Linked DNA regions of Homo sapiens: region 2 is linked to region 1. A link is an interaction called in ENCODE POLR2A ChIA-PET data of the cell type or tissue named here. Cell type or tissue: GM12878. All regions are shown on one strand. Region 1 overlaps CLMN (calmin). Region 2 overlaps CLMN (calmin).

Region 1 (2,500 bases):
CACACAGGGCATCCAGGGCAAGACAGCCAGGGAGGAGAAGGGCCTGGGCTCGGCCTCTCCAGCCCCTCCATGAGCTCACCTGCTTACTCATCCAACCCCATGGAAAGCGATGCATCTGGCACTGCCAGGAAGATAAAAAAAGAAGGAAAATCCTGCCTTCGGTGTCTAATGCGGGAGACAGAGTCCCCAGTAACTGTACTGTGAGAGAATGTGGCCTCAGCCATTAGAGATGGGCCCAGCGAAGGGATTCAGGAGTTCAACAGAAGGAGGCTCCCACCCAGATCCAGAAAGGCTGCATGGGGGTTTTGGGGAGCCTAGAACTGGGGAGGAAGTTCTGGGTAGAGGGACTAAGGGTAGAGGTCCCCTAAGTGCAGGAGCCAGGTGGGAAAGTGACCAGCTATTTCAGATTGCATTGGCTCTGCCTCTATCTCAGACCCTTCCCCAGTCTGTCACTGTCCCTCCTCCCCAGCTCAGCTTGCAGAGGGATGACCCTAAAGCACAAGTCTCACCTTATCACTTCCTGACTGCTGCATCCAGGACAAAGTCTAAATGTCTTAGCATGAACTCCAAGACTCTTCCCGCTCTAACCTGGCCACCCACCCCTCTTTGTCTCCCTCCCCTCTAGCCAAGCCAGCATCCTCCCACACCCCCAGACATCCAGGCTCTCCTCTGCCTCCAGGTGTGACTGGGCTGGTCCCACCATCTGGGCAAGCAGTTATTCAACCTTCAAAGTCAATGCAAATGGCACCTCCTCCCAGAAGCCCTCCGACCTCCTCCCCAGGCAGAGCCATTGCTCCCTCCCTATAGCTGATCACATTTTTGACAATCTCTCCTTGAGTGCTTACCTGATTTCCATGGGCTTTGTTTTTCTCTCCCGAGAGAGTGTGGACATTTGTGTATTGATCTTTGGATGCTAGAGACCAGCACGGTGCCTGACAGGGCCTGCCAGTGTAGGGGACAAAGGTTTATTACACGATGGTTTCGGGGGCATACAGCAAATGGAAGGTAAATGAAACACTGAGATACATGACAAAGCCCTGGCTCATCAGAGCCCAGTGAGGGGCCCAAAGGACTGGAGCTGATTGGAGGATTGAGAGAGGCTTGCACCCTGCGGGAGCTACAGAAAAAGTCTGGTTCGAGTAGTCTTTTTTAAGTTTAAGTTTATTGACAGTTGAGTAGTTGGTGTGAATGAGTGGGGTAGAAGACCTAGAAGATTAGTTGAGCCAATAAAGAGAATAAGGGAAATTAATATAAGGGATCAGGTTCGTCCTAAAAGACACTGCAGATTTTAGCTAGGCCAGAAGTGGGGGGCTGGTTTTATTCAGTTTGCCAAATCTGAGCAATGAGGAGTGGCTACCTAAGCCCTAGGAGGAGCAGCATCCTCAGGCCGAGGGCCACATGGGCAGGGCTGCACACTCCGTGTTTGCCAACCGTGGAATGGATGGGAAGAGGGCTGGATGGCTCTGCAGGTGCCAGGGACCACGGCTGCCATCTTCCCCCTCTTCCCCCAGGGAGAGGAACCCAGTCCTCCACTTGCTTCCATGGCCTGCTGTGTGCTGACTTCTCTGAAGTCTCAAAATAAATAAATAAATAAATAATAAATAAAATAAAATGATGAATTAGTGGTTTGCATCCTCCCTCCTGGCCTATTGGATGTGGCCTGTGAAAATACAAATGTGGCAGTTTGTTCTCGAATGCTTTCCTTCCAGCAATTGCCAAAAGCAGAGAGTGCATGTGTCCAGCACTTGGACAGGTGATTTGCGGTGTGGCTGAAAGAGCCCTGGGTTGCAGTGGTAGAATCGGGAGATCTAGATTTGAACTCCATCTTACATGGATCTCACTCTTGGTGAGAGCGTGGGCAGATGAGCTCCCTTGGGTGCAGTGTGGGAATGAAATCAACACCGTCTGCCTCACTTGGCTCCGGTCCGCTGCCTCACCTGCCCAGCAAGCACTGCCCACTGATCCCCAGCCCACCTTGCAATTTGCTCCCAAGTGCAGCCCTTGCCTCAATCCGTGTGGGTGAGCGTAGGGGGAGGGTACAGCCCGTTTGATGAGGAGCCCAAGGTGAGGTCTGGGAGTCTTGGGTCCTGGCAGACAAGGAGATGGGATGAGGCATTTCTCTGATACCTTGCCTTCCTTTAAAAAAAAAAAAGAGGCCAGGAGCAGTGGCTCACGCCTGTAATCCCTGCCCTTTGGGAGGCTGAAGTGGGTGGACCACCTGAGGTCAAGAGTTCGAGACCAGCCTGGCCAACATGGAGAAACCCTGTCTCTACTAAAAATACAAAAATTAGCCAGGCGTGGTGGCAGGTGCCTGTAATCCCAGCTACTCCGGAGGCTGAGGCAGAAAAATCACTTAAACCTGGGAGGTAGAGGTTGCAGTGAGCCAAGATCAAGCCACTGCACTCCAGCCTAGGAGACAAAAGCAAGACTCCATCTCAAAAAAAAAAAAAAAAAAAAAAAAGAAAGAAAAAAAGATATTTTCCCAGCCAAAGGGACTAGA
Region 2 (2,500 bases), 61 kb before region 1:
TGCTGCAGGGGGGCATGGGCTGTGGGGATCCCCATGTCATCTGGGGCATAACTGCCCAATGGGCAGATGAGAGGAGCGGGTGGACCTGTGGGCATCTTGGGAAGGCCAGGCTTGGAAGAGCCATCCTTCCCGACAGCAGTTGTGTGGTCTCCAGGTCGCAATGCAGAGGCACAGGTCCTCTAAAACTGGTGACTCTCACTGCTGAGAGTGACTGCTCATTCCATTCCATTCCCTGATAAGTGTATTTTCTCTGCAGGGAATATTGCAGCCTTTCTGCACTTCAGCACTATACCTGAGGGCCGTTTTAGATAGCAAGATGCCCAGGAGAAACTACAAAAATGCAAAAACCATGGCAGTAACATGACATTTGTAGCTACAAATCCATTTTAGAGAGTAGACCAGTTTACAAAGACAGAATCCGGGAATTCACCCACTCTCTGAAATGTATTTGTGTCTCCACAATCAGTGCTCGTCTTTCACGGAGGTGCGCAAAGCGGCATAAAGTCTGAGCAGCCAGACGCGCACGTTCCCAGCGGAGGTGAAACGAGGCAATGGGCCTCGGCCTTCTGCTTCAGCTCTCAAACTATAAATAAGTGTCCTTTCCACAGCTTACTTAGTGCCACTTTTTTTTTTTTTTTTGCATTTGTGTGCTTTCTCTCGGTGATCTTGCCGTTTAAAACAGCCCCCAGTCAGAGTCCGGAAGTGCAGAAAGGCTCTGACGTTCCTTGCGGAGAAAATACATGTGTTCAGTAAGCTTCGTTCAGGGATGAGTTACAGCGCTGTTGGCCATGAGTTCAGTGTTAGTGAGTCATCAATGCATATTCAATAAAGTCTCCTTAGACAGAAACACACATGAAACAAGAGTCAAGGGTATGTATTGGTTGGTTGGAAAAAATTTGTAACCAGAGGTTTGCAGGAACCTAATACTGTATTTCCACAAAAACAATGATTCAGTATTCACAAGTCAGGGTTGACCACAACTTCATAGAATATCATACTGTGAATGATGAGAATCAACTGTATTTCATTTGGACAATGGAGATAAACTGGGTTGTGTAGTCACTCAATACCTGAGTCAAAGACACTTCCACCAGGAAGCCTCCCATGGTCACACCAGCCTCCAAGGATCGTTTCCCACCCACACCAACTCACCCCACAATATGTATTGTGTTTACCATTGATTTCACATTTGACATGGACTGTAAGATATTAGTCACACTTCCCACAAGCCTTCTGTTATTGTGTGTCAAAATCACAAGCTCCCTGAAGACTAAGGATGTGTCTAAGATAACGTCTCCACTCATAGCAGGCAATATTGTAAGTGCTTGATTCTTTCAACAAACATTTTATTCAGTAATTTGTTTGTTGGATCCATTCTTTTTTTTTTTTTTAGACAGAGTCTGGCTCTGTTGCCCAGGCTGGAGTGCAGTGGCGCCATCTCGGCTCACTGAAAGCTCCGCTTTCTGGGTTCACACCATTCTCCTGCCTCAGCCTCCCGAGTAGCTGCGACTACAGGCGCCCGCCACCTCGCCCAGCTAATTTTTTTGTATTTTTAGTAGAGATGGGGTTTCACCGTGTTAGCCAGGATGGTCTCGATCTCCTGACCTCGTGATCTGCCTGCCTCGGCCTCCCAAAGTGCTGGGATTACAGGCGTGAGCCACTGCGCCTGGCTTTTTGATCCATTCTTCTAGTGAACCAATATGCAGGACAGAATGAATGAATGAATGATATGCTTACTGAACACCTGCCATGTGCCAGATGCCCACAGGAGGATGCAGAGTCGTGGGTGCTGCAATAGCAGGGAGTGGAAAGGAAGTGCCACCCCTATCTTAGGGAGGGCAGCCAGAGGAATTTGACGAGCAGGTGGAGAAGTGCAGGGAGAGAGTGCCAGACAGCAGGAACAGCGTGTGCAAAGGCCTGGAGCCCCAGGCAAGCAGGCATATTCAGGAGCCACCAAGCGCAAGGGAATAGCCGTCCAGGTGGGTGTGGGGAGAGGAAACGCAGGTGCAGCTGGCCATGCATTTTAATGCTGAAGAGTCCTGAGTGAAGAAGAACCTTTGAGGGGTTATGCATGCCATGGTTTTGAGTTTGCATGTCATTACTTTTGTGCTCAGTGAACTCAACAGCAGATGCCCATAGTTCAGAACAGGTATCTGCCCTGTGCTGGTCCCACCTGGGGGTGGGGGTGGGCCCTGTGCAAGTGATCTCCTCTCCTAGCCCCCAACCAGGCACAAAAACAGGATTCCCAAACAGATCAAGATCTCGTTTCCCTGGCCTGCTCCCAGCAGCTCTGTGGGAACTACAGCCTGTCTCGTTTCCTCCCAGATGTTTCTTGAAACTCCAGGAGGGGCCCAGGAAGAGGTGGGTGGGGGTTTCCTCCGTGTCCTCATAAAGTGCACATTCTGGTAACCCGGAGGTTTGTCCACGCACATTTCCTTCTCCGTTCTGGTGCCCAAGGTCAGGCCTGGTGAGTGGGGAGCCAGTGGACGGCCAGGGTCCA

Evidence for each region. Peaks named below come from ENCODE experiments on the same cell type or tissue, not always from the same donor. Only the 100,000 strongest peaks of a DNase experiment are listed, where the experiment ranks them.
Region 2: POLR2A ChIA-PET joins it to region 1 with 8 read pairs; 3 of 35 experiments call an interaction of 5 or more read pairs at or near these places.

Annotation. Positions count from the first base shown.
Region 1 is chr14:95,198,004-95,200,503 of GRCh38, reverse strand. The region is part of intron 9 of CLMN (calmin); the gene reads left to right. Among named protein-coding and RNA genes, the nearest start is that of DICER1-AS1, 42 kb to the right of the region's middle. RefSeq lists an enhancer at 718-1,646. In GM12878, no CTCF peak of the experiment used is centred here; no DNase peak of the experiment used is centred here.
Region 2 is chr14:95,259,332-95,261,831 of GRCh38, reverse strand. The region is part of intron 1 of CLMN (calmin); the gene reads left to right. Among named protein-coding and RNA genes, the nearest start is that of CLMN, 59 kb to the left of the region's middle. RefSeq lists enhancers at 1-541, 1,743-2,413, 2,363-2,432, 2,414-2,500. In GM12878, no CTCF peak of the experiment used is centred here; a DNase peak (open chromatin) is centred at 1,183; H3K27ac peaks cover 294 bases.